4 separate regions of the Homo sapiens genome follow, and all the other regions are linked to region 4. A link is a loop called in an ENCODE intact Hi-C map of the cell type or tissue named here. Cell type or tissue: A673. All regions are shown on one strand. Links, peaks and the distances in the headings refer to the core of each region. The heading gives the core; the rest is flanking DNA.

The links. Peaks named below come from ENCODE experiments on the same cell type or tissue, not always from the same donor. Only the 100,000 strongest peaks of a DNase experiment are listed, where the experiment ranks them.
Region 1: a loop joins it to region 4, with 7 times the contacts of the local background. A loop is called at or near these places in 26 of 110 quality-filtered maps.
Region 2: it touches region 4 in a loop (10-fold over the local background); 108 of 110 quality-filtered maps call a loop at or near these places.
Region 3: it touches region 4 in a loop (8-fold over the local background); 68 of 110 quality-filtered maps call a loop at or near these places.

The regions. Positions count from the first base shown.
Region 1 is chr6:131,164,873-131,173,026 of GRCh38, reverse strand. It overlaps AKAP7 (A-kinase anchoring protein 7), which reads right to left. Exons shown (of 8, transcript NM_016377.4): 4 at 7,810-7,946; 5 at 3,754-3,914. Among named protein-coding and RNA genes, the nearest start is that of AKAP7, 33 kb to the right of the region's middle. In A673, for the core only: a CTCF peak has its summit at 5,028 (motif pointing right); no DNase peak of the experiment used is centred there; H3K27ac peaks cover 352 bases.
Region 2 is chr6:131,112,008-131,120,161 of GRCh38, reverse strand. All of the region lies in intron 2 of LOC102723445 (a long non-coding RNA gene), which reads left to right. Among named protein-coding and RNA genes, the nearest start is that of AKAP7, 19 kb to the left of the region's middle. In A673, for the core only: CTCF peaks have their summits at 2,993 and 3,193 (motif pointing right); a DNase peak (open chromatin) is centred at 3,201.
Region 3 is chr6:131,530,232-131,538,385 of GRCh38, reverse strand. No RefSeq gene overlaps it. Among named protein-coding and RNA genes, the nearest start is that of ARG1, 39 kb to the left of the region's middle. RefSeq lists an enhancer at 6,522-7,023. In A673, for the core only: a CTCF peak has its summit at 4,033 (motif pointing right); a DNase peak (open chromatin) is centred at 4,075; H3K27ac peaks cover 2,806 bases.
Region 4 is chr6:130,881,238-130,889,391 of GRCh38, reverse strand. EPB41L2 (erythrocyte membrane protein band 4.1 like 2) reads left to right here. Exons shown (of 20, transcript NM_001431.4): 12 at 4,124-4,296. Among named protein-coding and RNA genes, the nearest start is that of SMLR1, 58 kb to the right of the region's middle. In A673, for the core only: a CTCF peak has its summit at 3,868 (motif pointing left); a DNase peak (open chromatin) is centred at 3,831; H3K27ac peaks cover 465 bases.

The DNA.
Region 1 (8,154 bases), core at 2,106-7,105, 280 kb before region 4:
TCACCATATTGGCCAGGCTGGTCTCCAGTACTGGCCACTCCTGACCTCACGATCTGCCCACCTCGGCCTCCCAAAGTGCTGGGATTACTGGCATGAGCCGCCGCACCCAGCCAAAAAGAATTTTTTCTAATCAACTCATGTTATTTAACAAGATATAATCAACATTTGTAATACTTAAAATAAACACAGAGAATTTCCATAAACCTGTTTCTTAGAAAATCATCAAATAATGCCAAAAGAATTATAGTAAAAGCAATTCTGTAATATCAATTCTACAAAGTTTTACATGATTTTGTCTAAGTACCTATACAATTTTTTTGATGGTCTGGCTTAGTCTAGAAATGTATTTCTCAGTGAGAGGAATAGACGCTCTTGCAACAAATAGAAAAAGAAAGGAGGGGCTGGGCACAGTGGCTCATGCCTGTAATCCCAACACTTTATGAGGCTAAGGTGGGACAACTGCTTGAGGCCAAGAGTTCAAGACCAGTCTGGGCAACATAGTGAGACTCCAACTCTTAAAAAAAAAATTAGCTGGCCATGGTGGCACACACCTGTAGCTGAGGCAGGAGGATCGCTTGAGCCTAGGAGGCTCAAGGCTGCAGTGAGTCATGATTGCACCACTGCACTCCAGCCTGGGTGACAGAGCAAGACTCTGTCTTTAAAAAAGGAAAGGGGAAAAATGTTATGATAAACATACCTAGTAAAGATGTAATAGCCAAAATATTTCCTCCATAGAAGTCTTGCATATCCTTTAGTTGATTTATTCCTACATGTCTCTACTGTTCTTGTTATTAAAAATTGTGCCTCTTAAAAAATACTTTAATTATTTATAGGTTTTTGTATACTGATCATGTACCTAGGGACTTCACTGAAGCTATAAGTTTCTCCTATGCAACCTAATAATTTGTCTTTCTCTCGATTTTAAAACTTCTAGCTATCATTTGTTTTTCTTTGTGACGTCAACGAACAAAGTTTCTTCATACTCTCTATGAACCAGAAATCTCCTCAATTCATAAAATCCAATATACTGCTCTCTGATCACACCTCCTAATTTTCCTGTCTCACTCTTGAACTTCTACTAACTCTAATCTTCAGCCCTATTACTCTATTCTCCTTCCAAATATTAGTCCCATCCAGACTTCACTGCCTTTTCTAATGTACGTCCAATAATGATCACATCAAACATTCTACCACTCTCTTGACAGTCTGGCTCCTTTGTCTTTTTACCACACCTACCATACAAGTGCTCCAGTATGGATTAATTCAGTTTCCCCTCTCCATTCTCACAGCTAAATCCTACATAGTACTTGAGAAGATCACAGATTAGTACCATTACAAATTTCTGCACTCATCCCAAATGCAGCTTCTGCATTGCTCTGCAACCCCATTACATGCTGCTTATTAAACTTTCCCCTTCCATTTCCCTTGGTCGCCATTCTAAACTTTCACCGCTCTCCTCATGCCCTTATTTTACCTTCACTGCTCCCTTTAGCATACGAATCTCATTTGATGGTATCTCTAGATTTGCAATTTATACTTCAGTAACACTAAACTACTTGTAGGCCCCTAAATAGGACTTGATTTATTTGCATATGCTGTTCCCTCTACCCAGGATACACTCCTCCAATTTGTCCAACCAGAAAACCTGTATTTACCCTTCAAATGTCAACTCAAACGCTATTTCTCCTATGAAATCTTCCTCAATCCGCCCCCTTCTCCTTCCTATGTGCCTGCTATACTCTGTGCCTCTGCCTCTAGCTACAAAAATTATTGTTATTATTATATTGCACTGTAATTGCTTGCCTGTTTGTTTCTGCACAAGGCTATATGCTCCTTAAAGGAAAAGGATCTTTTTTTTTTCCAGTTTTCTATCCCAAGTACTAGTTGGCACTGGCTAATTGCATGCTAAAGGAATGAATTCTTCCTACTCAAGTATAATTCCTTGGGCCCAACATTATGTAGAAGAAATGAAATTTAGAGGTAATAAATTTATAAAAACCTTTGCTAAAATGAATGCGGCTGTGTCACTAATAACAGCAATAGTGAATTTCACATTTGCAACCCAATTGAAATGCTGTTATGTAAAACGTATTTCAAGTACATAACAGAAATCTTCTACTATAAAGATAACTAAACAGCTCTACTTCTGATACATCTGAATGGATAATGAACTCAGCGAACTTAAACCATATACTAGACAGCACAACTGACACTATGCTAAATGTCATTCTAACAATTAATCTGTATGATAATCCAGCCCTATATAAACACTGACATTCACAAAAATATTTATCACAAATATCTTAAGAACACAAAAGAAAAACCAACAATGAAACCTGATCCTCACTCCCTGCCAAATGTACACTTTTAAATGGGCAATTATTAAACTGCAAAGAGGCAATGTAATATTAAGTGAAAAGGATGTCCCAATAGATCACATACAACAAGATGCCCTTTTTATTAAGTTAAAACCAACTAAAATGAAAATACATATACTTTGGGAAAATAAAAGGAAGTAAACACTGACTTCAGGATGACAGTGAACTTAATTGGAGGAAGGCCAAAGGATGCATTACTGAAAGGACAATACGGTTAGATTACTACCAAAGCACTAGCTTCTGTTTGGGGTGGTAGATTCCTAGGTTATTATTTTTTTTTTCTTTTTTTCCAGATTCTGCTCTATTCATTCCTATAGATGATTGTTTCTTTTTTTTTTCTTTTTTTTTTAAATTATACTTTAAGTTTTAGGGTACATGTGCACAATGTGCAGGTTAGTTACATATGTATACATGTGACATGCTGGTGCGCTGCACCCACTAACTCGTCATCTAGCATTAGGTATATCTCCCAATGCTATCCCTCCCCCCTCCCCCCACCCCACAACAGTCCCCAGAGTGTGATGTTCCCCTTCCTGTGTCCATGTGTTCTCATTGTTCAATTCCCACCATTCCCAGGTTATTATTACATTGCTTTTTAAGAGATAGAGAGAGAAACGTAGATACACAAAGAGAAGGAGGGATGGAAGCAAGAAGAGAGGAAAGAGGGGGCAGAGAAAGAAAAGCAAAGAAGGAATAATAGATAGAAAGAAAAAAAAACACAGATAAAAGTGGACCAAGCATAGACCAATAATGCAAGTGTGTTATGAACCAAGGATTATTGAACCTGCAATGAGATGACATGAAATGACATGACATGACATGACATGAAATGAAGTGAAAATAAAAATTTCTCACAGCATGTAGGCTAATACCCAACCTATTATCTCTGGATCAAACTGAAGTCACTCATCCAGGTTATGATTTTTTTTCTGCTTCCAATTCCCTGACACTTTCAATTGTGCTGCACAAGGCAACATGTTCTCCAACACATATGAGGTCTTCTGCTAACACCAATGGTCCTTCTGCTCAGAGAGTAGTCCCTCCAGGGGACTGGGTGGAGGGGAGCAGCATAAATGGAAACCTTGCTGATTCACCAACTGGCTCTCTGCAATGGGGATGACAACTCCCACAAGCCTCTGAATAGGCAACCAATAACTCCTATTCATTGATTCAGTACCTACCAAGTGCCAACTGTATGTCAAATGTTATGATAAGCACTGAAATCCTTCAGACTTATGATTGGGACAGTCCTAAAAAATACTTGAGTCTAGTCCATCATCTTTTAAAATTTAAAAATGTCAAGTCTCTGTTACAAAATTGAAAAAAATTGCTTCTCCAACAGACAAGATTTCATATGAGTGTGTTGCTGTTTTACCTGCTATCTCCAAAAGTGAGTTTACATGATCTCCTTCTGCCAGCTTCACAAATCCAACCTGATTTCCAAAAGTACCAATCCCTTGAAAGGGCAAAGTCAAATGTTTTCCCTGGAGGAGTTCTTCTATGAATGGTTTCAATTCCAAAAGAGCATCAATACCACTAGTAAGAAATAATACATTTTTCAGTAACACATTAAGTAATAAAATATACAAAACCAAATAAGATACAAAGTACCAGTTTTAGAAAGATGAATTTTGATATTTGTACTAATTATTTTAAGGCTCAAAATACCTTCTAAATCTAAACTTTATGATTAAAACTGACAGTTTTAAACAAAAACTATGGAAGAAGTAAAGAAATCTTTACCTAATTATAATCACTATTAAAGACATGAAAGTAGACACTATTTTACAGTTTACCAAAAGATTTTTAACCAAGTGAAATATTATATGAACAACTCAAAAAATTACTGAAAATATATCCCAAAAAACTGAGTACCTACAAGAGCTTACATTAGATTATGTGTCAAGTTCTAGATTTTTGATGAAAGTACTAATACTTTTACAGTACATATATTTGTGAGGCACTCTAATAAAAGTTAAAGCACACTATCCCTTAAAATATAACAGTCTCTATAATTAGATAATTTGCTATACTTAGACTCAAATAAAATACAAGTTTAATTATATTCCCCAATTGTAACTATGTAAGTTTGCCATATATACTTTAGCTATTTAGCCTATGCAATTATACGCCTGCTATGTGTTAGAAGTGCGATATCTTTCCTTCTTCCTTCTTCTTTTCTCCCTCTCTCTCTCTCTCTCTCTTTCTGTCTCCTTCTGTCTCTTTCTCTCTTCTTTTTTTCAGACAGGTTCTCTGTCACCCAAGCTGGAGTGCAGTGGTGTGATCACAGCTGACTGAAGCCTTGACCTCCTGGGCTCAGGTGATCCTCCTGCCTCAGCCTCCTGAGTAGCTGGAATACACAGGTGTATGCCACCATGCCTGGCTATTTTTTTTTAATTATTTATAGAGAGGTCCCCCTATGCTGTGAAAGCTGGTCTCAAACTCCCAGGCTCAAGTGATGCTCCTGCCTTGGCCTCCCAAATTGCTGGGATTACAGGTGTGAGCCACTGTGTCCAGCCACATTTTTCTTAATAAAAACAAATGTTTACAATATTATTGAATTGGACATTACGAGATTTTTGATATTTGGAAAATCAGAATTACTTCTATCCTGAAGAGAATTTTGGTGTAGGTACTTTGAGAAAAAAATGAAATATCACTAGAGGGCAGCCATTACTTAAAAAAGAACTAAGCACATTCATACAGGGCTTTAAAACACCCTTCCAGTGGATTGCTATTCGTTTAAATTATTTTGATCAGTGATTTGTTCAGCCAAGTGTTTGAAAAAATCAGCATTTTTCTTGATCTTTCGTATTTCTAAATTAGTCTTCAGGTAAAGTTTTTAACTGATTTTCATCTATGACTTCTATACTCAGTCTCATTTCTCTGAAAAATTACATAGCTATAAGTATGGTACATTTCTCATTTCCAAAATTGTAAAGTATTGTGCATTTGTCATTTCGCTTTGGAAATGACAAATGCACTATACTTTAGTATATCTATGTAAATGTCAACATTTCTCATTGTACCTCCAAATCCAGTTTAAATTCACTATTACCTAACTGTAGTTATGTTCATCCAAACAGTGCACATACTTTTAAGTCAGTATTTTCCTTCACTGTGTGCTATGAATTAAAGCATGTGATAACAGAACAGCTATTCCTGGCTCATTTATAAGTTGGGGGAATTCAAGATATTTGTTTTAAATGAAACTATATGTTAAAGCAGACCATGAGAAAGGTTAAGACTTTTCAGAGACAGTGAATTCTATGTCGTTATTCTTTAAAGAAATATAGATGATCTAAATTCGGTCCATTTTTCCAGTTCTCTAGTAGTATAAATCAGTAAATTTGTGCTAATAAGATGCCACTGATTCACAGAGTAAGAAGGAATCAGTGTCTACTGGGAGTATCACTAACTTTCAAAATATTTTAAACAGAATATGTTTTTAAGAGGGGCTTATGAAAAGGCTTCTTTAAGGTAAAGTAAGTAAAAAGTATATGCATATAAGAAACGAAATTCTCAAACTGGAGTTCAGACCCAAAGGTTGTATTTCAAACTAAGACAGGACATTTGTAAGTCTTTTCAAATCAGCAGCAGGGCTTAGCCTAATATATTTCTATTCCTTTCTTCTACACTGTAAGGATACAAACGAGTTTAGGTGACATCTACCTCAAGAAATTAATGATTTTTTTAAGTATCTGCACATTCCATATCCAATCCACTGATCAGTATACTATTAAACAACTAAAACTTGATATTAGACTTTGAAAATTAGGAATCAATATAGGACAAGAAATGGACAATCTAGATGTCTAACATACAGTATAGGATAAAAAGTTAAAAATCAGAGACTTTTAATAAATTGTTCACATAAACAATGTCTTCCCAGAAACCTCATCAATTCCATTCTAGCTGCCCCAAAGTGAGGTCACACCTTGAACCTCACCATCAATTAAAAGTTGACACCTCTGCCCCTCCAGAATAGGGGTGGACCCAAACCAATCAGCTAAAGGCCTTAATAGAAAAGACTGGAGTCTCCTAAGAAGGAATTCTGTCCCCAGACTGACTGAGGTCTTGAGACTACGACATCAACTCTTCCCTTCCAGACTGCCCTGAAGATTTCAGACTTCTCCCTCAATCATGGGAGACAATTCTTTAAAATAAATCTCTCTACATAAAGATATACATGTCTACACAGACAGATACAGATAGATATCTACATAGATACGCTCCTATTGGTGCTGTTTCTCTGGAGAATCCTGACCATTCTAACACACACAGAGCACTACTCCCTTCTCTCAACCTTTCATTTTGCGTAGTATCTTCTTTGGATTCTCTTTGGATGCTCTTTCAAGAGCATCAGAGAACTTCTTTTTTCTTCTGATTGGCAAAGTGATCAGACAAAGTCAGGCAAGTAAAATCTCCCCTCCTCTCTGTCCTTGCAGGATGCTCAAGGCTGCTTTGGGTACATCAGCTTGGGACAGATCATAAGATTGACCTCTAAAGACATGAGGTTCTACTGTTTAAAAGACATAACTACAATAATCATAATGGGGTTAGATATTTTGAGTTATTAATGTCTTTTATCTTATCCCTTTTATTTTACCTTTTCCTCAATCCCTTCCTAATTCAAGCCTTGCTCCTCATTCCCTCAGGAAATATAGCTGTCAAAGTAGAAAACAAAAGCAACCTGCATTCATCCTGGCTTTGGTTTTCCATACATCTTAGGCTTGAACTTAACACAGTGAGCTATATAGGAGGTAACAGAGGAAGGGAAAATCTAAGTACGGATAAGAATGTCCCAGAAAATTGGGGGAAGAACAAGGTTTCTTCCAGATTGGAAAGCAGTAATCAATGAGTTGTCTTCAACCTTTATGGCAGAACCCTGGCATGGGGGCGGTGGGGGTAGGTAGAGTACAGTGACTCTAAAAATGACTAAGATGAAACTGAAATTGTCCAGTGGCTTAGTAAAATGGCAGCTCTTATAGCTAATAATAGAGTGCCTACTATGTGCCAGGCCCCAGGCAAAGAGCTCTTGCATGTATTGGTACTATTATTTTCTTCATTTACTTAGAAAGTACATGATTTGCCCAAAGTAAGGCAGATAATAAGAGGTGGTTTTGCCATGATTCCAGAATATGTATCTAGAATTTTAAGCTAAATGGTCAAGTCCAGAGTGCTTATATTATGAGCACGGACAAAACAATTACATAACCAAGGGCTACCACTTGATAACCATAACAGAGTTTAAAAGTTTAGATTAAAAAGAATATTTATACAGTTTATTCTGTATATTAACTATTAATTGGAATAAATTGTATAGAGACTACTTCTTTAAAATTTAGAATGTCTCTTTGGGTTCTGCTGTGCTTACTCATATTAAAGTAATAATTTGGAAAATTATATTTAAGAAAGATACATTACTCACATGTTTACTTCATCTTCATTTAATAATTGCATCACCAGCAGGGTAATATGAAAGGAACCATCACTGACCATTGCTTTGGCCAGTCGCTCATCTTGTTGTATTATTGCATTCTGCAGGATCTTAATTCCTTTTATAATCTAATAACACATACACACATATAAAAAAAATTCCAGTGATTAGGTAAGCAAAATTTCTTTATGGTAAAATGTAAAATCAAGAAGAAAAATAAGCAACAACCAAAATTAGAACAATGTTAAGATTCTTCAACCAAATGAATGCTTAATTGTCTACTTGTTCTCAAACAGATAGTTGACTGGGACAGCTTAAAAGGATGTGTAAGTTTTA
Region 2 (8,154 bases), core at 1,139-6,138, 230 kb before region 4:
AAGCTACAGGCTTCCTCAGGCGCTCCACTTACCAAGTAGACCTCATCAGGGCCCTGAAACTTTTATTTTTTTACTTTATTTTATTTTATTGTATTTTTTAAGAATAATAAGTAGCATAAAAAGCATCTGCTTCCCCAAAGCCCTTACTACACTGGGTTTATTATTTACTTGATGTTTTCTAAATCATCAGCAGTGCTGACATTTTTCTATTGGTCAAATATTTATCAAATGCCTAATAAATTCCCAAAAACTCACTGTGTCTTGTAAATAGGCATCATTTGTTCAAGGGGCAGCATGGCGAAGTGGTTAAGGGTATCACTTTGAAAGCCGGATTTCTATCTGTGAAAAGCTTTAGAGGCAGGCCTCCCATACTATTACAGTTTCCTGTAAAATTAAGTATGAGCTCTTCAGCTGTGGATCTGAGGCCTGCCACAATTCATTTCTACACACTTTTTTTTTCTCATTGATAATTATTCTCTAACATCTTTCAAATGGATCAAATTAATAATTTTTTGTTCCCTAACTATCTTTGAAAACGATGTCCAACAACTATATTGTAGTGTATGATACTCACTTCACCTAAAATGCCTTCTGTATCACCTGAAGGAAAAGTTTCAGTCTTTCCTTTTATGACCATCTCATATATCCCCTTCATCTGATCTTTCCAACCAAATAAGGATACTTTCTACTCTGAAAACTTCCTCTGCTTTATTTTTACCTCTTTTGGGGTGATTAAAATATTTTAGCTTTCATTATAAATAATTCTCTTACGAGATAGTTAACACTTTAAGGGAGTCTAACACTTTGCTTAGCACATAGGACAGATTTGATTTTTTTTCCAAAATAAATGATGAATTGACTGATCCATGTTCACACACCGAGGCCTCATTTCATCTGTGCTAAAAATGTGAAGTAGCAAATCCAGGAAATTTCCAGATAATTAAAAAAATTAATTGATTTTCTAGCAATTTCCTGACCAAAGCCTTGAAGAAACTACACTTCTTTTTTTTTTTCTTTTTTCTTTTTTTTTTTTTTGAGACACAGTCTGGCTCTGTTGCCCAGGCTGGAGTGCAGTGGCACAATTTTGGCTCACTGCAACCTTTGCCTCCTGGGTTCAAGGGATTCTCGTGTCTCGGCCTCCAGAGTAGCTGGGACTACAAGTGTGTGCACCACACCTAGCTAATTTTTTATAGTTTTAGTAGAGACAGAGTTTTGCCATGTTGGCCAGGCTGGTCTCGAACTCCTGATCTCAGGTGATCCACCCGTCTCGGCCTCCCAAAGTGCTGGGATTACAGGTGTAAGCCACCATTCCCAGCCTTCTCTTTTTTCTTAATCAATATTTGCCTCATTTTCTCTGTGGAAATGTGACTTTCATAGATCCCAGGGTTGAATCTCAAAGTGTTTGCCCCCAAGACCTTGATGTAATCGGACAAAAGGAAGAAACGCATCATTGGCTTCATTCCACTGTCTGGAGGGCTTAGCACTTTATATCCCTCAACCCTGGCCTCTGGTGTACTCTCCACAATTACTGGGCTCTTGTTTGTTGACCCCTCTCCAATGTATTTGACTTATTTTGGATTGATTGCGTCCCCCCTGCAACCCCTTCATTCCATTTTTTCTCCTCTTCTAATTTGGAAGTGATATTCTCTATGTTGATTGTTTTAAAGGAGTTATCCTAAATAATTAACAGGCATACTTAAAAAAATCTAAAGTTAATGTCTTTACCTTCTCCCCAAATAACACAAGGACCTTCAAAAATTTTAACTTCGACTACTGCCCTGAATTATATGCTGTTATAATCTCTCTTCTCTCTGACAATTGTTAAAAATCATCTCTTTATCTTTGGAGCTTTATAGTTTTAGCAATCTAAGCATGAATTTATTTTACTTATTCTGCTTGAAAACATTGGGCTTCCTGATTCTGAAAACTGGTATCTCTCAAAAGTTTAGAAAAAGCACCCATTTGCTATTTTATTATTGTCTATTTCCCCATAATCTTTTTCTTTCCTTCTTCCAGAACTCTAATTATGTTACGAAGTCTGACTTTGTCCTCAATTCCCTTTAGACTCTCTATACAATAGTTCCCCCTTCTCTGTGGTTTCACTTTCCATGTTCAGTTACTCACAGAACAGTACAATATATCTTAATATTTTGAAAGAGGCGAGGTGTGATGGCTCACACCTGTAATCCCAGCACTTTGGGAGGTTGAGGCAGGCGCATCACTTGAGGTAAGGAGTTCAAGACCAGCCTGGCCAACATAGTGAAATCTTTTCTCTACCAAAAACACAAAAATTAGCTGGGTGTGGTGGCATATGCCTATAATCCCAGCTACTTGGGAGGCTGAGGCATGAGAATCACTTGAACCCTAGAGGCAGAAGTTGCAGTGAGCCCAGATTGTGCCACTGCACTCCAGCCTGGGCAACAGAGTGAGATTCTGTCTCAAAAACCAAGAAAAAAAAGATATTTTGAAAGAGAGGGAAAGACCACATTCACATAATTTTTATTATAGTATATTGTTACAATTGTTCTGTTTTATTTTTAGTTATTGGTGTTAATCTCTTACTGTGCCCAATTTATAAATTAAACTTTATCATAGGTACATATGTATAGGAAAAAACAGTCTTATATATGTAAGATTTAGTACTATTTGCAGTTTCAGGCTTCCACTGGGGGGTCTTAGAACATATTCCCCTCAGATAAAGGGGGACTACTGTATTTTCCAACTCTTTGTTTCTCTGAGCGTAATTTTAAACAAGCCCATTAAATGTTTCCTCCAGTTCACTAATCCTTTCTTCAGCTTTGTCTAATATGCTATTTCTCCAGCTTTTGAATTTTGAACTTCAGGTATTATATTTTTCATTCCTAGGCCATCCATTTGGTTCTTTTTCAAATCTACTTGAATTTTTTCTAGTCTATTGTTCCTGTTTGCAGGTTTTTACTTCTTTAAACATACTAACCACATTATTTTCTAGTCTATATTTGATCATTCTAATATCTGAAATCTTTGCATATTTTATTATAATAACCTTTCTGGCTTTCTTTCTGGTTCATACTTACATTACCTTTATTTCTTATATGTTTTGTGTTTTTTTTTTTTCATTGTGAGCTTGTATTCGATCTTTATCTGAGGAAATTCTTTGAAGCCTGGTTTGAAGTTGCATTCCTCCAAAAAGAATATCGTTTTATTTGTGTCACCAGGGGGCACTATTAACCTGGAACAACTTAAATTCCTTACTTGGCGTTTCATACTACATTGGTAGGGTTGCCAAATAGAATACAGGGCATCCAGTTATGTTTACATTTCAAATAAACAAGAAATTATTTTTTGTGCAATATTTGGGACATACTTATACTAAAAAGTATTCATTGTTTATCTGAATTCAAGTTTAACTACGGATGCTCTATTTTTATTTGCTAAATTTTGCAGCGCTATGCATCACTAGCTTGAATCTGGCTTTAGACCCACATAAGCACTTGGTTGAGTTTATGAATTCTCAGAGAATTTTTTTTCCTCTTCTCCCAGGGCAAAAGTTGAGAGAGGCAAGTTTTCAATGTCTTCTTCTTTAGATAGACATATTTCTTGCTCACTTGTATACTGAGAGTGTTGCCATTAGAAACTTAGCTCTATGCAGGGATCACCTATTAGATTCCTCACCATAGGCCGATCTGTTATCCTCTGCATACCATTTCTCAAAATGTAAATTCAAGGTCCCTTAGGTTGACCCTTAGGGTGAAAACGTGCCTCAGAAATCATTTACCTTTCAGGAGTCTTTTCTTTTCTTTTTTTCTTTGTTGTTGTTTCCATAGATTCCTTACAGTTTTGCCTGCTATATAAAAGCATTTAACATATTATTTATATAGTATATTCAGTACTTGGAGGTTTTTTCAGGCGGCCAGTAGGAGAGAAGGTATTGGGAGTGGGGCCATTCAGAGTATCTCAAATGCTATTCCATCAGAACTAGATATCCTTCAATCCATTCCTGCTGAATCTGCCTTCTGGTATTCTTGGTGTCTCCTTGAAGTTACAGTGTTCCACAACAGTACGTGGGTCTATTCCAGAGTAGTTAGTATCGTGTGTCTTTGCTTTCATACTCTGCAAAAACTGGTGATCTCTCCAGTGACAGAGTACAAGACCTTGCTCTAAGCTCAATCTAATGACTTGGGCATGGTACCACATTAATTTCCTACCAGTGCTCTTTCTCTGAGGCTAGAATCTAGTTCCCTGTGACCTAAATTCTTGGGGAGTTCTACAGTGTATTAATCTAATGCTGCCACCACCACTACCTCAATACCTCAGCATGTCTTCTGAGTTAGTCCTCAGGAATCCCATTCAAACTGGTGTGTCTTAACTACAGTTTCTGGAAACACACCTAAGATTCCACATGGGATTAGCCTTAGATTAGTTTTTTAGTTTCTTTTAGGAAGATCAGTTTTCAGATCAGGATTAGATTCCACTGGGCAACTCTACCTTCATGGGTGAGTGACTAGCAGCTTCTTCCTCGTCCCTATCAGTCCCAGTGTCAGAGGTTTAGTTTGTCTTTCTTCCAGGCCCACCCAGCACAATACACCTTCAGTGGTGTGCTAGAGCTGGCTTATACCAGATTGCAAGAGTCAACTTTTAAACTTTCAGGAATCTTGAGTGCTGGTTATTAAGTCCAGCTATTATTAAAAATTAAATTAGGGAGACATAATCAAATAAATTATATTTAAAACAATGGTAACTATAAAACTCTTAGAAGAAAACATAGGAGTTAATCTCTCTGCTTTGGATTAGGCAATGATTTTTTAAATACGACATGACATCAAAAGTGCAAACCACAAAAGAAAAATTAAATAGGCCGGGCGCAATGGCTCATGCCTATAATCCCAGCACTTTGGGAGGCTGAGGTGGGCAGATTACTTCAGGTCGGGAGTTCGAGACCAGCCTGACCAACATGGAGAAACCCCACCTCTACTAAAAATACAAAAATTAGCTCGGTATGGTGGCGCATGCCTGTAATCCCAGCTACTCAGGAGGCTGAAGCAGGAGAATCGCCTGAACCCAGGAGGTGGAGATTGCAGTGAGCCGAGATTGCGCCATTGCACTCCAGCCTAGGCAACAAAAGCAAAACTCCATCTCAAAAAAATATAACTAAAACTAAAATAAATACATAAATCAAAATTTAAAAGTTTCATGCTTCAAAGGACACTATCAAGAAAGTGAAAGTACAGCCGATATAATGGGAGAAAATATTTGCAAATCATACAAGGGCCTTCAAAAAGTTCATGGAAAATGCATATTATGAAAACATTATGCATGGATTTCAAGTTGTTTTTGCACCAAAATAAACTCATACTAACTTGTTATAAAATATCTGAAGAGGATCTACATTGGGACACTAAGAAGGCTAAGACATCAGTTTGAAAAGAGCTTCTATCAGAGCAATATGACTTCTGCTAAAATTGAAGCAAGAATAAACATCAAATTTATGGTGAAATTTTGGTGAGAGAATGGTGAAATCATTAATGATTTACAAAAAGTTAACGAGAACAATTTCCCAAAGAAATCAGCAGTTTACAAATGGATAACTTGGTTTAAGAAGGGATGAGACAATTTTAAAGAAAAAGCCTACAGTGGGAGACCATCACATCAATTTTCAAGGAAAAAAATTAATCTTGCTCTTGCCCTATCTGAAGAGGATTGACAAATAACAGCAGAAACAATATCAATACCATAGGCATCTCAATTGGTTCAGCTTACATGCTCCTGATTGAAAAATTAAAGTTGAGGGCTCAGTGGCTCATGCCTATAATCAAAGTGCTTTGGAAGCCCGAGTGGAAGCATTGTTTGAGGCCAGGAGCTTGAGACCAACTTGGGCAACATGGTGAGAACTCATTGCTACAAAAACAATTTTTTTTTTTTTTTTTTTTTGAGACGGAGCCTCCCTCTGTCACCCAGGCTGGAGTGCAGTGCGCAATCTTGGCTCACTGCAATCTCTGCCTCCTGGGTTCAAGCGATTCTCCTGCCTCAGCCCCCTGAGTAGCTGGGATTACATGTGCCTGCCACCACACCTGGCTATTTTTTTTGTTTTTTGTGTTTTTAGGAGAGATGGGGTTTCACCATATTGTCCAGGCTGGTCTCGAACCCCTGACCTCAAGTGATCCACCCGTCTCAGCCTCCCAAAGTGCTGGGATTACAGGCGTAAGCCACCACACCCGGACAATCTCCTACTGGCTTTTATTAGTTGTACGTCTTTATGCTGTTTTTACCCAGTCTAAATTTTACAGATAAAACTTGTCTGAGTTCAGTGGCTTACACCTATAATCCCAGCACTTTAGGAGGCCAAGATGGGCGGATCACTTGAGGTCAGGAGTTCAAGACCAGCCTGGCCAACATGGTGAAACCCCGTCTCTACTAAAAATACAAAAAAAAATTTAGCTGGGGGTGGTGTCAGCGACCTGTAATCCCAGCTACTCAGGAGGCTGAGGCAGGAGAATTCCTTGAACCTGGGAGGCAGAGGTTGCAGTGAGCCCAGATCACACCACTGCACTCTAGCCTGAGCAACAGAGTGAGACTCCGTCTCAAAAAAAAAAAATAATAAAATTAGCTAGGTGTTGTAGCACACACCTATAGTCCCAGCTACTCTGGAGGCTGAGGTAAGAGGATTACTGGAGCCCAGGAGGTTGAGATTACAGAGAGCTAAGATTGTACCACTGCACTCCAGCCTGGGTAACAGCGTGAGACCCTGTCTCTATAACTAAACAAAGCAAAACAAAAAAGCCTTTAAAAGGCATCCATTTTTCTTCAGTTAATAATGTAAGAAAAACTACATTGACATAGTTAAATTCTCAGGAATCTCAATTATTTAGAGATGGACTAAATAAGTGGCTGGTGTTTTGGCTTCCAAAAGTGTCTTGACTTTGATGGAGCTGATGTTGAGAAATAATGTTTATATTTATCATTTTTATCTTTTAATTCCATTTTTCCACGAACTTTTTATTTTTATTTTTTTTGAGACGGAGTCTTGCTTTGTCACCCAAGCTGGAGTGCAGTGGCGCGATCTCAGCTCACTGCAAGCTCCACCTCCCGGGTTCACACCATTCTGCCTCAGCCTCCCGAGTAGCTGGGACTACAGGCACTCACCACCATGCCCGGCAAATTTTTGTATTTTTAGTAGAGACGGAGTTTCACCATGTTAGCCAAGATGGTCTCGATCTCCTGACCTTGTGATCTGCCCGCCTCGGCCTCCGAAAGTGCTGGGATTACAGGCGTGAGCCACTGTGCCCGGCTCCACGAACTTTTTGAAGTCCCCTTTTATATCTGATAGAAACGTATATCCAGGATGTATATAAAAACCTCCTATAATTCAATAATAATACAAAATCCGATTAAAAAACAGATAAAGGATTTTGGGTACAGTGGCTCATGCTTGTAGTCCCAACATTTTGGGAGGCTGAGGCAGGCAGATAACCTGACATCAGAAGTTCGAGACCAGCCTGCATGGTGAAACCCCGTCTCTACTAAAAATACAAAAATTAGCTCAGCATGATGACATGCACTTGTAGTCCCAGGTACTCAGGGGGTTGAGGCAGGAGAATCACTTGAACACCGAGTGGCAGGCACTAGGTTGGCTATAATTTTAAAAGACAGACAATAAAAAATGCTGGCAAGGGTGTGGGGAAATTAGAAATGTCCAGTATAGCAAATCCACAGGGACAGAAAGTAGATAGGTGTTTGCCTAGGGCTGGGAGAGGGGTGTGGCTGCTAAGGGTTATGGGGTTTTATCTTTGGAATGATGAAAATGTTCTGAAATTAGATTGTGGTGATGGCTGCAAAACTCTATATAAATATTCTAAAAACTATTGAACTGTATACTTTAAATGGATGATCTGTGTGGTGTATGAATTGTATCTCCATAAGCTGTTAATTTAAAAAATGTAATAAATATGCAAACATATCACTTTCTAATTATTTTACAACATTTTACTATTGTCTAAACTCCTGAGGTTATTTACCGAAAGATGATGCCCAAGTGGCCCCAGGACATAGAATCAAATTGTGTATGATATTAAAACAACAAGAATTGTTTATCTCAACTAATATCTTGTTTATATCTTTGTAACAGACAGCCAGATGGTAGTGAGTGCTAATACTGTGTACTAATCCTTTAGGAGG
Region 3 (8,154 bases), core at 1,330-6,329, 650 kb before region 4:
CACTGTCCAACCAGTCCCAGTGAGATGAACTGGGTACCTCAGTTGGAAATGCAGAAATCACCCGCCTTCCACATCAATCTCACTGGGAACTGCAGACGAGAGCTGTTCCTATTCGGCCATCTTACCAGCAATGCTTGGGATGCATTCTAAGGACAAAATACTGACAAAAATTTTTAAACTTTTTTCAATGGTAATATTGGTATTGTTTCTTAAAATTATTTTCTTTACATTATAGGAAAAAATACAAAAGGAAAGAGATACATTTATAAAATTAAAGAAATCAAGTAAAAACACTGTATTGCTAAAGCTGAAAATATCAGTATGAACTCATGTTCTTAAAAATGTATATCTTCCAGCTTCCAACTCTGTCCATGGTATATCCAAGATGCAATGTCACTGCATTAGCAACTGGCTCTCTTAAAAAGGTGAATTTGACTGTCTTAGTCTGTTTGTGCTGCTATAACAAAATATCTGAGACCAGGTGATTTATAAAGTACACAGTTCTATTTTCTCACAGTTCTGGAAGCTGGGAAATTCAAGATTAATGTGCCAGCAGGTTCAGTTGTCTGGTGAGGGCTGCTCTCTTCTTCCAAGGTGGTGCTTTGTTGCCGTGACCTCCAGAGAGGAGGAACACTCTGTCTTTATGTGGTAGAAGGGATGGAAGGGCCACAGAGGAGGAATGCTTCATCCTCACATGGCAGAAGAGTGGAAGAGAGCAAACCCACTCCCTCGAGTCCATTTATAAGTTCTATTTATAACCCCCTCCTTGAAGGCTCTGCCCTTATGACTTAATAACCTCTTAAAGACCCCATCTCTTAATACTACTACATTGGCAGTTCAGTTTCAACATATGAATTTTGGTGAGTGCACCATCATTCAAACCAAAGTACTTATATGATTCCCCACTGAAGGTATTCAGATCTTGTGCCCAAAAGCAAGCAAAGAAACTCATAAAGATTAATGGAGTCCTATCAAAGGGACTCAGAAGCCAGCTTAAAGTGTCTTCTGATTACATTTGTGACCATTTGAACAACCACCCCTGCCCTGATTGTAGTTTTTTGAAATTCATTAAATTTATTAAAAATCAGAGTTTATAATGACATTAACAAAAGGGGAAGTCAGAAAAAAAGGATATCACATATCACTAATTAAAATAATTATTAAACTAATTCTTTATTCTCAAAATTTGTGAGTAATGGGAAAGAATAAACAATTCATCCTTCTTTTAAGCAGGGACTGTATCACAGGGTAAACAGAAAGCTCCAGTTAATAAGGAATGTCCCCAATCAACACATGTGAAGTGACAGAATTAGGAAATAATCATTTGGCAACAATTAAATCAACCAGTCAGGCCATGAACTGGTGTTGACACTATTAGATGAATGATGGGTAGGGAACTAGACACCTATATGAGGCCATGATAACCACACAGAGATTAGTTTCTTCTTGCAATGGAGGGTTCAAGATGTTATCCCCACTCTCAGTGGTCTCTCTCAGCATCCCACTGGTGGACAACCAGATATTGTGGGCCTATTAATGAGATGCAATATGAAGTAAAACACATCATCTGTGACGTAGTCTAGCCCAAATCTAATAGAGCCTTTATATCTAAATTCCAATGTACAGAAACAAGCTAAATGATACCACAAAGAAACAATCAGAGACATCCAGAATTTGGTGTATTTTCTTCATTATGAGTTATTCTCTTCAGCAAGACAGTGTCATTAAAATGTGACTGGCCTGATTAAAAGGGGCAAGAAATGGCAGTTAGATGCAATGTGTGGTCTCAAATTGGATCCAGTTTTGGACAAGCCAAGTATACGTGATTTGGGGGACATTTAGGGAAATTTAGATGTGGGCTGGTTATTAGATAAGATGACTATTTTAAAATAATGTGTTTAAAGTGAGAAAATGTTATTTTGGCTAAATATGAAAATACTCTTATCTTTAAGTGATGCAACTGATATAGTAAAATGCCTTGATGGCCAGCAGTTACTTTAAAATAATTAGGCATGACACTGGCAATGTATATAGAAGTTCTAAAAATTATATAAAAATAAACCAAGTAGAAAACAAAGAATGGGCTAGGTGCAGTGGCTCATGCTGTTATCCCAGCACTTTGGGAGGCTGAGGCAGGCAGATTACTTGAGGTCAGGAGTTCAAGACCCAGCCTGGCCAACATGGTGAAAACCCAACTCTACAAAAAATACCAAAATTAGCCATGTGTGGTAATGCACACCTATAATCTCAGCTACTCAGGAGGCTGAGTCAGGAGAATCCTTTGAACCCAGGGAGGCAGAGTTTGCAGTGAGCTGAGATCATGCCACTGCCCTCCAGCCTGGGTGACAGAGTGAGACTCCGTCTCAAAAAATAAAAATAAATAAATAAAAATAATAATTCTGCACAAAAATAAACATTTAGACGGCTGCTGGTCAATTAGAAAGCACATTTTTGGCCAGGCGCGGTGGCTCACGCCTGTAATCCCAGCACTTTGGGAGGCCGAGGCGGGCGGATCACGAGGTCAGGAGATCGAGACCATCCCGGCTAAAACGGTGAAACCCCGTCTCTACTAAAAATACAAAAAATTAGCCGGGCGTAGTGGCGGGCGCCTGTAGTCCCAGCTACTTGGGAGGCTGAGGCAGGAGAATGGCGTGAAGCCGGGAGGCGGAGCTTGCAGTGAGCCGAGATCCCGCCACTGCACTCCAGCCTGGGCGACAGAGCGAGACTCCGTCTCAAAAAAAAAAAAAAAAAAAAAGAAAGCACATTTTTTTTCACTGAGATAATTATTTTTTACAATAGATTATTTATTACATTATACTACAAAGTTATCCTTTCTCCGGGGATTTTAAATTACGCAGCCTAAACCTACAATCTGTGCTGGCTGTACTACTTCAGCCAGCAGGAACAACCCACGATGCCATTGAGTGCAAATGTGGATTCATTTTCTAGGGCTGCCATAGTAAAGTTCCACTAACTGGGTGGCTTAAAACAACAGATATTTATTCTCTCACAGTTATGGAGGCTAGACGTTCAAGACCAAGATGTCAGCAGGGTGAGTTCCTTCTGAGGGCTGTGAGAGAGAGCGTGTTGCGTGCCTCTCTCCTAGCTTCTGGTGGTTTGCTGGCAATCTGTGGTGTTTCTTGGCTTGTAGAGACATCACCCAAACCTCTGCCTTTATCTACACCAATTTCCTTTTTTTTGTAAGGACACTAGTTATATTACAGCCCATCCTACTGACTTCCTTTTAACTTGATTTCCTTTGTTAAGGCCCTGTCTCCAAACAAGCTCATGTTCTGAGGTACTAGAGGGGTTAGGACTTCAACATACAAGTTTTGTAAGACACAATTCAATTCATAACAGCGCAAAAGAGCAAAGTTTATAATTGTGCTGTCAAACCATGGCCCCAAGAAGCCTAAGGATTCACAAACTACACAACCCTCAGTTGCCTCCCAGGAAGGGACAGTAGACAGGGCTTCACCTTCGCTGCCTTGGATCAGAGCAGCACTGCCTCTCCCTGCTTACACGTTGATTTTCACGTGAGAGTTCCTGAAAAAAGAAAAATGATCAGAAAACTGTTCTCTGTGTAAAATACTAGCAATACCCTTTAGCCTTGTGCCAGCCCGGGCAGTGACAGCAGCATGACACAGATGAAAAGCAAGTGCCAGCCACTTCCTAGCCCTCACTGGATCGCTGCATTTTCTTCTTGCTCTAAAATTCTAAGAATTGATCCAAATGAATTGCACTGTTTTACAATATTATTTTTCCTTTGCCTCCTGGGAGTAAATTTGATTTTCTTAAGAAATGTCCTGATTCAGAAAAGTGGTTTTTGTTTACTGACAGTCATGGGCATGACATAAGACTTGAAAATTCAGTCTTGTTCATTTATATATTTTTTTATTATGTGCAATTTGGAAATACAAAAAATACAAAGAAAATAAAAGAATAACACTATCCAACGAGTATATTCTTTTAGAAATTAGAAATCAAAACATGATATATAAACACTCTCAAACTTTGTTATTAAAACCTATTACACAAGAGGGCGCTAGATTAACGTATAAGAGGATGCCCCACAAAGGCCAGGCATGTAAATTAGCTATAGTATATAGTATATAATGTAACCTAAGATAAAGTTTAGCCATTGTTTTTTTTCAGAGCTGAGAATTGGCAATAGTTACGAATTATTTTTTCACATTCCATATGGAATTTAATCTCTTCACATCTGTGAATCCAAAAATTTATCTGAAGAAATTGTCCCAACAGACACACAGACACACACACACACACACACACACACACACACACACAGAGAGAGAAAGAGAGAGAGAGAGCAACATGATCCACTCCACAAATGCCTGGAGAATATATGCACACATCTCTCACTCGACCTGAAACAGCAATGAGGTTTTACATTATTAACTGTTTTTATTACCCATATAATGTGTTATGTTAAGTAATTAGAGGCAGTTGTCAAAATAAATTAAGTAAACTCTATTGGTGATGTAGCTTGTCCTTAAAAAGGTTATTCATTTACATGTTTGCTTAGTTTAAATCTATAAGGAAATTATGTGTTTTTAATGCACAGTTTATTCTGGCAGGCTTGTTCTTCCTAGCTTTACGGTTCTCTATCTCACAGAGTTACTTATAGACATCATCAGGACAAATCAACAAAATTTTCAGGAACAGGAAGAAATGTACAGAAACATGCATATCCTCATTTGAAATTTGCCCAGTTTAAACATCCAAAGTATAAAGATTTGAATTTATGTAGAAGGAAAAAGTCAATAAGCTCTGGTTAAAGTTCAAGGGAAAAGATGCTCACAATTCTAAATCTCATTCTACAGTAAAGTCTTTTGATAGGTATCCAACTAACAACTTTGCAAAGAAAATTAGAATTTTTACTAAGTCTCTCGCCACCCCCATCACACTAGACTACATTAAAAACAGTGTGGGTTCTAGGCATAGATGGACTTGAGTTTAAATCCCAGACTGAGGCTTGATTTTCTTACCTCTAAAATGGAACAAATATTCCTGACCTATTTGGTATATCATGATGGCATTTCAAATAAGACAATGTTTGCACAACATGCAGATCAAGTATTTATAAAGTGTTAGATACCTTTCCTCTTTCTTTTTTTCCCTTTTCTTATTTCCCTTCCTGCTTTCCTCTGTTTCCTTCTTTTTTCCTGATTTGTCTGATTTCAAAAGGTGGCAGGCTTCCAAGAGTGGTAAGCTTTATATGTTGTGCTTACAATCACGTTTAATATTTGGTTGTTTTTATCTGTGAACCATTCCTAACCCCCAGGCCCACCCACTGCCCACACCCACATTTAGAAATTCACACAGGTAGTTCCTTGGGGGCTGTACTCTGAGCAGTGCATACAGTGTCTGACTCAGAGTAAGTGTTCTAAGCATTCTTAAATGTATATTTCAAAAGGGGGCATATTCTTTTCCTGTTACTGTTCATTTCAGCTCTATGACACACTACACTTCACTATTAGACAGGGTTTTTTTTGTGTGTGTGTCAGGCAACAGAATCATCCACTCCACTGGTGTAAGACAGGGACTGTTTAAGGGATATGTGCAGCTCATTTTTCAATTGTTGGGGTTATTGCAGAATCAGACTGAATTTCCAAGAGCTGTTGAATCAGAAAGCCCCTGCCATGGCTGCCAGCACAAACGTGCCACCTCGGCCGTGACCTCCATTAGCAAAAGGGGACACCCCAAACCCTGCCTTTCTCTATACATGACTCAGCTATGAATCAAAATCTCATGTGAGAGCCTCTAAGGGTAGAACCTGAGTTACATTTGGAATGCTACTTTTTTTTTTTATACTTTAAGTTCTAGGGTACATGTGCACAACGTGCAGGTTTGTTTCATAGGTATACATGTGCCATGTTGGTTTGCTGCACCCATTAACTCGTCATTTACATTAGGTATTTCTCTTAATGCTATCCCTCCCCCTGTCCCCCACCCCACGACAGGCCCCGGTGTGTGATGTTCCCTGCCCTGTGTGCAAGTGTTCTCATTGTTCAATTCCCACCTATGAGTGAGAACACGTGGTGTTTGGTTTTCTATCCTTGTGATAGTCTGCTCAGAATGATGGTTTCCAGCTTCATCCATGTCCCTAAATAGAACAGCTCTGGTCTGCAGCTCCCAGCATGATCAATGCAAAAGACTGGTGATTTCTGCATTTCCAACTGAGGTACCTGGTTCCTCTCATTGAGACTGGTTGGACAGTGAGTAAAGCCCACGGAGGGTGAGCCAAAGCAGGGCAGGGTGTCACCTCACCCATGAAGTGCAAGGTGTTGGGAGATTTCCCTTTCCTAGCCAAGTGAAGCCGTGACAGGCTATACCTGGAAAAAACGGGAAACTTCCGCCCAAATACTGCACTTTTCCAACGGTCTTAGCAAACCGCACACCAGGAGATTATACTGCATGCCTGACTCGGCGGGTCCCATGCCCACGGAGCCTTGCTCACTGCTAACACAGCAGTCTGAGATTGACCTGCGAGGCAGCAGCCTGGCAGGGGGAGGGGTGTCCGCCATTGCTGAGGCTTGAGTAGGTAAACAAAGAGGCCAGGGAAGCTTGAACTGGGCGAAGCCCACCACAGCTCAGCAAGGCCTGCTGCCTCTGAACAAAAGGCAGCAGAAACTTCTGCAGACTTAAACGTCCCTGTCTGACAGCACTGAAGAGAGCAGTGGTTCTCCCAGCATGGTGTTTGAGCTCTGAGAATGGACAGACTGACCCCCATATAGCCTAACTGGGAGACACCACCCAGTAGGGGCCGACTGACACCTCATACAGGGAGGTGCTCCTCTGGGATGAAGCTTCCAGTGGAAGAATCAGTAGCAATATTTGCTGTTCTGCAGCCTCCGCTGGTGATGCTCAGGCAAACAGGGTCTGGAGTGGACCACCAGCAAATGCCAGCAGACCTGCAGCAGAGGGGCCTGACTGTTAGAAGGAAAACTAACAAACAGAAAGGAATAGTATCAACGTCAACAAAAAGGACATCCACACTGAAACCCCATCTGTAGGTCACCAACATCAAAGACCAAAGGTAGATAAAACCACAAAGATGGGGAGAAACCAGAGTAGAAAAGCTGAAAATTCTAAAAACCAGAGCGCCTCTTCTCCTCCAAAGGACCGCAGCTCCTCACCAGCAACAGAACAAAGCTGGACTGAGAATGACTTTGATGAGCTGACAGAAGTAGGCTTCAGAAGGTTGGTAATAACAAACTTCTCTGAGCTAAAGGAGGATGTTCAAACCTATCACAAGGAAGTTAAACACCTTGAAAAAAGATTAGACGAATGGTTACCTAGAATAAAAAGTGTAGAGAAGACCTTAAATGACCTGATGGAGCTGCAAACATGGCATGAGACTATGTGACGCATGCACAAGCTTCAACAGCTGATTCGATCAAGTGGAAGAAAGGGTATCAGTGATTGAAGATCAGATTAATGAAATAAAGCAAGAAGAGAAGTTTAGAGAAAAAAGAGTGAAAAGAAACAAACAAAGCCTCCAAGAAATTTGGGACTATGTGAAAAGACCAAATCTATGTTTGATTGGTGTACCTGAAAGTGATGGGGAGAATGGAACCAAGTTAGCAAACAATCTTCAGGATATTATCCAGAAGAACTTCCCCAGCCTAGCAAGACAGGCCAACATGCAAATTCAGGAAATACAGAGAATGCCACAGAGATACTCCTTGACAAGAGCAACCCCAAGACACATAATTGTCAGATTCACCAATGTTGAAATGAAGGAAAAAATGTTAAGGGCAGCCAGAGAGAAAGGTCGGGTTAACCACAAAGGGAAGCCCATCTGACTAACAGTGGATCTCTCAGCAGAAACTCTACAAGCCAGAAGAGAGAGGGGGCCAATATTAAACATTCTTAAAGAAAAGAATTTCCATCCCAGAATTTCATATCCAGCCAAACTAAGCTTCATAAGTGAAGGAGAAATAAAATCCTTTACAGACAAGCAATGCTGAGAGATTTTGTCACCACCAGGCCTGCCTTACAAGAGCGCCTGAAGGAAGCACTAAACATGGAAAGGAACAACCAGTACCAGCCACTGCAAAAACATACCAAGTTGTAAAGACTATTGATGCTAGGAAGAAACTGCATCAACTAACGAGCAAAATAACCAGC
Region 4 (8,154 bases), core at 1,408-6,407:
TTATATAAACTACACATGGAAAAATATATATATAAATTACCTGGTCCAAAATGGGTTAATAATAGGTTTTCTATAAAAGAGCTAAGGTTAAATTTATATTAGAATGCCTTGTGAAGGAATATTCTTTCTTTGTAATAGAAAATGATTAGTATGGATGATTTTCTACCCAAAGAAATAGTTTTCCAACATTTTTGGTTGATTGAACTAAAATATATATATAATAATAATACTAAATTTGAAAATTGTATTTTACTACTAGTTATTAGCAGAAACATTTTTTCTTGTCTATTGTATTTTTCTGAAATATATGCTCGAACAACTTATATTTTAAATAATTGGAGTAAAACAGATCAAATAATGCTAACAGATGAAAAAGCTTTCTTAATAGTGAAGGATTCATATGGATTGCCTTCATCTGCTTTTTCTAGAAGAAAAACTTGGAAAACAAATGCAGGTGGACACATAGAGATATTTGCCAGGATTTGTTGGTTGGGATTTTGGTATATAGTTATTAAATCCTGAAATGTGCAAGGGGGTGGTGAACTGTGCTTTAAACAAATTTCCAGAATTGTGGAAATGATTTAAATTCAGTTGATTGTTAATGTACTATCACTGCTAAAGTATCTTTTAGGTCTTCAACAACTGAGCACTTTTCCAAGTAAATCTGAAAAATGTGCCAACCCATGTAAATATTTCCCAAGCCTTGCCCCTTGCCACAGAGAATTTATACAAGTGCCGAATAAATGCAGTCACTGTTGTTTAGTACCCTGAGAGAAATGATTGCTCTTTCTGGAACACTGTCTGTTTTCAGCATTTGTTTGAAACTGTGAGGCTGTATAACTCTTATATTGCAAAGTTTAGCATTTAAAAAGAGCAGTAAAACAGCATTTTCTTTGAGGTATACAAACTGTGCTCAAGGAAATCCACCATCTTGTATGGGCAGTTAGTGCAGAGGGTTACAGGAGGTCTGTATCTGAAAACAATGATTTTTCCAAGTGAAAACAACAAACATGGCACAGTAATCCATTATTTTTCTCTTTGTGTTTTGGAGGCCGTAATTCATCAGATGGGTAAGTCATCAAAAGGATTATTGTGTTATTGTGAAAAATAGGAGGCTTTTAACGCCAATACATGACCAGACAGCCAGTGAACTCTTTGATTAGGGCTTATATTCTCCGTTTTTTCCCCCAGAGCAAAGCTAGGCTGTAACCTGGCACTGAGCTTTTATTTTCTTTACCACTCCTTATCAACATACCATTTGTTGTTGTAGTCTTCATGTATTGTATTTTCTTTTTCCTGTTTACTTTTTAAGTAAGGCTAGAATAATTTAGGTATATTAGCCTCACTTTAAAGTTTGGCAAATTAAAATAAATCCTCTTATGATTACATAGCAAGTGAAAAGTGGGATTCAATCTAAAGATCAAATATCAAAATGAAAATCAATCTAGAACAGCTGTTTTAGGACAGGGAGTCCCCTCCGAGATTAGAAAATCAAACCCCAAAGAAGACAAATCAGTCATTTAAGAGAACCAACAACCAAGATGCATTTGGGGGTTGAGGAACCAAGTGATTTCCTGAAGGTGGAAAGTAAAATGAACAGGGACGTTACTTAAATAGGATCATCAGGGAAGGAAGGCCTATTTGAGGAAGAACCAGGTCAGTTGAGACTTGAAGGATGAGAAGGAGGCAGCCAAGGAAAGGACAAGAGATATTTAATAATAAAGCATTCCAGGTAGCAGAGGCGGCAACGATGAAGCTATAAGGTGAGGGAGAGCTGGATACATTCCTGGAACAGAGAGAAGGCAAGTGCAGTCAGAGCTTAGGAAGTGGCGGGAGAGGTAAGCCTGGGTCAGATCATGCAGGGCCTTGGAGGCCATGGTGAAGAATGTGGTTTTTATTTATTCCATATGCTCTAGGAAACCATTGAAGGGTTTATGTGGGTTTATGTGCCCGCAAGAGCACAGCGTTATCTTTTAAAAAAAAAATCATTTGATGCAAGAGAACAATTAGATTGAGCAAGGAAGCAGGCAGGCTGGTTAGGAATGGTCCAGGTGAAAGCGATGGTGGTCTTCCCTTTAGTGGGAGTAGGCCAATTAGCCATTTGGTATCTTGGGCTCTGCCAGGGCCTACAAGCTTCTCAGATGTTTAAGACCTGAATAAATGTATCGGCTTCAAAATACAAGAAACTGCATGCTGAAATTAATAAGTGTTTAAAAGTATGCAAAGTCAGCATTTTGTCAACTTTAATAACTTTTAATTTGATATTCAAATTTTAATATCATTACATTTGAAGCCATTTCTAGGTCAGATTTTTTTCATTTTGCAAAATTTCTGAGTATGTATAATAGGTGTGTAGAAATCATAATTGTAAGCAAAAGAATTAATCATAGCCATATACTTTCCAAGGGAAACTTATTTAGATCTTGTTAGAAGTTTCTTTATTAAAAAAAACTGCTGGAGGCTGGGCACGGTGGCTCACACCTCTAACCACAGCACTTTAGGAGGCCAAGGAGGGCAGATCACAAGGTCAGGAGTTTGAGACCAGCCTGACCAACATGGTGAAACCCCATCTCTACTAAAAATACAAAGAATTAGCCAGGCGTGGTGGCGCGTGCCTGTAATCCCAGCTACTCAGGAGGCTGAGGCAGGAGAATCGCTTGAACCTAGGAAATGGAGGTTGCAGTGAGCCAAGATTGCACCACTGCACTCCAGCCTGGGTGACAGAGCGAGACTGTGTCTCAAAAACAAACAACAACAACAACAACAACAAAAACCGCTGGAAAATAACTATACTTAATGTAAAATGCAAATTTATTCTAATGTTGACTATGATTTGATATGGGCATTCAAAGTGTGAGTATTTAAGGGCTGGGAAAATCTCCACAAGGTGAGGTAGTAGAATTAGAAATGGAAAGAACTGGCCACATTTAGAAATATATACAAGGACCTTGTTGGACTTGCTGGTGTTGAGGGGTGAAGAGTCTTGGAAGATGTTCACGTTCCCAGTTCAAGCAAATGGGAGCAAATATGAGAAGAGCGTTTTGTGAAAAGGGCAAGACTGGAAAAGAATTAAGTTTTGGACAGGGCAGGTGAAGGCTGTGGATTGAGAGGTAGCTTGGGATACATGTATTCAAAGTGCTTGAGGCCTCTCAAGTTCAGTATGGTAGTTCACACACAATCCTGCCCTCCAAGAGCTTGCAGTCTAAAGGTGTTTGTGTTGACCAGGCTTCCCTTAGGACATGGAACCAGAGTAAACTTCATGGTGTCCGTAGAGTACTTTTTATGTAAAGTGAAATGACCTTGTGGTAGTTCTGTTGTTTGGGGAGGAGCTACAGATGGACAGAGGTCCTGCCACCTACTACTCACTTTGCCTTGCTGATGTTTGAGGTAGTCTTGGTTTGATCTGCACTATGACAGAATTTTCAATACAATGTACATTTCTGCCTATCTGTAGGAGAGAAGAAGAGAGCACATGAGGGCCAGGTTTTCTGGGATGAGGGAGGTGTCTATGTATAGATTTACCATAGTTCGTGTTAAGGCATTGAGGAAGGGGATTAAAAAATAAAAAATATTAAACATAAATATAGAAGTTAAAATCCCTAAAATTTACCTTTACTGTCTTTTATTTACTATTTTTTCTTTTGAAGGGTATTCAAATTAAAGGTTCCTTTATGGAGCAATTCTTAAAACTTATTGGAGCAAATCATCTTAATAATTGCATAATCATTTGTTGCAATAGATAGATTCAGAAATAAATCGTAGGAGACCAAAGAGTTAAAATACTGCTTACCTTGTAATTCTGTTTGCCTTAACTCTGGTGTTTCAGCTGGTCTTAGAGCTCCTCCTACTGGCCAGTTCCATGATCTGAGTTTATCCTTCCAATACCTGTGGTTTGAGACCCTGGTGTAGCTCAGTGCATTAAAATTCAGAATACTTTCAGAATTTGGTAAACGTTTAAAAATTAGTTTATTTTATATGGTGGGTATTTTCAGAGCTCAAGCAATGTCTCTGTTCCTGTTCACTATTTATATGCTGCCTGTTTATCTCCTGTAAGGGGGAAATTTTCCATAAAGTTTATGATTCATATGTCCTAAAATAATCCAAAATTGTCACTCTTTACTAGCTCCGATTGGTGTCATGGACCAAAGTCTTATGAAGGATTTTCCTGGCGCTGCTGGGGAGATTTCAGCCTATGGACCTGGACTTGTCAGCATTGCCGTGGTACAAGATGGGGACGGCAGGAGGGAAGTGAGAAGCCCAACTAAAGCCCCACATTTGCAGCTCATTGAAGGAAAGGTATGGTAAATTAGCACAGTATGTGGTTTTAAACATTTACTTAACCTAGAGGGTATCTGTTGTATTTTCTGTTTCAGAAATCAAGTATTTAAAATTAGTTGTTCTATGTTCTCTGCTGGTCATTTATGTTTTCAAATATGCATAGTGGTCTCTAACCTTTGATTGTTGTTCAAAGCAGAATATTTCAATGTAAGTTATTTTAATGCAAGTAAGTAATTTACTGGCCTTTTTGACTGTCCTCATAATCACCTTATCTAATTGAATCCTCAAAGTAGAAAAGCTATGATGATTTGAAATTTATTTTTGGTTTGGTCCAAGTAAAATTTAAAATGTAGCTTCTTGATTATTTTAATTATTGACTTGAATTTTTTTACATCACCAAAGATAATCTTTATGAACAAATGTATTCATTAATGATCTATAATTAATGAAATTCTCAAGAAAAGGTAATTGTTTTGTGAATAGAGAGTGAGAACATGGTGTGTTGCTTTTGGCTTTATCTTGTGCGTACACCATGGTGAAATGGAGAAGTAACCCATATTGTGTTCTCAAATGTGTCACTGTTATCTTTTGTTACCTTGGGCAGTAACATCACTTGAATATTGATTTGAGAAGCCTTTGAATTCTTCAGATCTCTTTTCTGTGTCTGCACAAAGCGACTTTTTTTTGCATGCAACATTGGAAGTAAGCACAGATAAAAACAAATGAATCCATCATATTGATTTCATAGTGTTTTCTATTTTATTTTTTTTATTTTTTCGAGATGAAGTTTCGCTCTTGTTGCCCAGGCTGGAGTGCAATGGCTCGATCTCAGCTCACTGCAGCCTCTGCCTCCCAGGTTCAAGTGATTCTCCTGCCTCAGCCTCCCAAGTAGCTGGGATTACAGGCGCCTGCCACCACGTGCCCGGCTAATTTTGTATTTTTAGAGAGACGGGGTTTCACCGTGTTGGTCAGGCTCATCTTGAACTCCTGACCTCAAGTGATCCACCTGCCTCAGCTTCCCAAAGTGCTGGGATTACAGGTATGAGCCACTGAGCCCGGCCGTATAGTGTTTTCTAAATTTTAACTTTGAAAATTTTTAAAAGACATAAATGTATAAAGACATGCTAGATGAAGTAGCTGCCAGTGCCTCAGGAATTCCTACACTGATAGCCTCTGAGGCCCAGCATGGAGAAGGTCTCAGGGACCACCACATGGGCCCAGTCTTGTGCCACAAGGTCAAGTGCTACCTGTATAGCAAGTGACATCAAATCATCGACATTCCATCGTTAAAGAATTTGTGACTGTCATATGGAAAAATTATTTGGTGGGGAATTCAGATAAAAATAACAGAAATTGTGACCAACAAGGTTTCTTTCAATTGCTGACAAGTTGTCAGGATAGTTCTTTAAAAATTTTGCTAACAAGGCACCCAGGAGAGTGACTGCTTACATCTGAAACAGAAGAGCTCAGCATTTCAGAATATCTCTGTTCCATTTTGCCTAGTTAACTTGACATATCTAGTTATTTTCCTTAAAAAATGAAAAAGTTCTTTTAAATTTCAAAGGAAATCCTCCTTGTCTGCGGTGAACAACTGGGTACACTGGCATTTTTGCTAATGCTTTGAATGTCTGTCAGCAACCAGGTTTAAAAGTAAATAATGCTGTTTGAGTTTCATGGGATCTATTTGCAACTAGTTTGAAAATAATTAAATGAGTCATATGTATAAATTTTATGTGACACAAGTAGTCTAGTCTTTTCTCTTTAAAAATGGGTCATTTAATTCATTTCTAACTACACTGTGTTAATATGGTCCCTCCTTTAAAGTAAACGTTTTCACTAACTACTCATTTTTTCTTTTGTCCTCTTTCTCTCTTGCATCTGTTTTTCCTTTGATTGTATCTGTTGTGTAATTTCATATTCAATCATGGGTTTGCACTTGAGAATAGACTGTTTCCATGTGCCCACCTTCACCTCTCATCCACCGTACTTCATCTTTTTCCCCAAACCTATTGCCTGTCCCTGAAATGGACTTGCTTTCAGACATTTCAGAGGAAGACCCCTTTGGGGAGGCTGACCAGATCACACTAGACAGCTTAGAGCACCTTTCCACAGGTGAAATATCGGAGCAGGGGGATTCTGAAGTTGCTATGCCTGATTTGGTCTTGGATTCTGCCATAGCCCCTTCTCAGCCTGACTGTCCTTCTCCCATCCATGGGAAGACTCTTAAAGCAGCTGACGACAGTGATTCTGAGTTTGGTTACTTCTCCTTCAGTTTCTCCAAATGTTTTCCCTCCGGCTTCCCCTCCCTTCTTGATGAAGATGGATATCTTGCTTTCCCCAGCCTCCCCAAGGTCTGGGTCTCCTTCCTCCCCGCTGGTGTGCAGCACTATGTCCCAATCACCTCCCCTTCATTCATTCCTTCCCTTATCCTCATCTTTGGGCTACTTCTGTCTGCTTCTCAGTCAGTTCCTTTTTCTCTTGCCTTTTCCCTTCCTCTGGCTCTATCCCTCTGCTATCTGGAGGCTAAAGCCGCCTCCTTTAATGTTTCTTATGACTGTGACTTGAATGACAAGCTCGAGGAAGAGGAAGTAGTTGCTGGCATGCCTACGTAAGCTCAGTTTGTGGAGTCAACACAATACACTTTATCTTAAACCCTTCCTAATATAGAGTGTAAATGTGTGCATACATTTCACCACTGATTACCCTCAACATAGTAGTACCTGCACATTTTCACACACACAATATTTTAGTGCATGAGAAATAAGTGTAGACACTTCTCCTTCATTGATACCATTGACCAGTTCCACACATTCTAAGTTAGGAGCGAAATTGTAGGATTATTTTACAAATATCTAGATCAAAGTAGATTTGTAACAGAAGGTGTGGGGGAGGAGGGAAGGAGGAGGGAACCTGTATTGCCCGTAACAATCCATACAGGGTCTCTCCATTTTGCAAACAGATATTAATGCTGTTCCTTTAGGATGACATCTTTTTGTTTTGATATAGAATTTAGGATGCAGTGGACATAACTGTTCCTGATGTATATTAGTAGAATTCCTTAGTACTGTTATTTCTCTTGTTGGAAACCCAAGTGTGTTCTAGCATCTATGAGGATGTATCTGTAACCTTTACTCCTGACATTTGTAAGTCTAATCTCAAAAGCTCCTTATCTCCCTATTATTGTAGTATTTGGAGACCAGATGAATTTTAGCTAGTTTTTTTTTCTAACCTTAAATTATGTAATTATATATAAGAGTCACTATAGGGTATTTTATAAGGAAGGTACTATTCTGTTGTCTTTAACAAATGTATGTGAAAAGTGAAACATGGCTTTTTGAAAATTTAGACTATATAACACTAAGATTGGGCCTCATAGTGCTCCTTTATTTAAAATTAGGTGTTTGGTTTGAGGATTTTTACCCCTATATAAGGCAAATTTTTTTCAAGTATCCTACCTCTGTGCTACTAAGTCAGCATTAACATGTACAATATATTTTTGATTATTTTGTTAAATGTGGCCTGGTGATTTAGTGCCTCATATTCTATGGATCCTACCAATACATACAGTAAATCACAAAATTTAGAGCAAACCTAAAGAAAAATGTAAAGATAATTGCAGTGAGTATGCATTGTAGGACAATTGTTAAAAGTTTACCTGAGGAATGTCAAAGATCAACATTTTAGGGAATTAAATGTTGACCAAGGAGTTGGAAGATGTTTCTTAACAGATTATTGAATGTCTGTGTCTCATTTTTCACATCTGATAAAGACTCTGAGCTCCTTGCTTACCTCTGAAAAATACTATGAATGGTTAAAAAGGTAAGCCGTTTGAACTCTCAGATTTGACACTATCATCCTAATTAAGAAGGAAAAGGA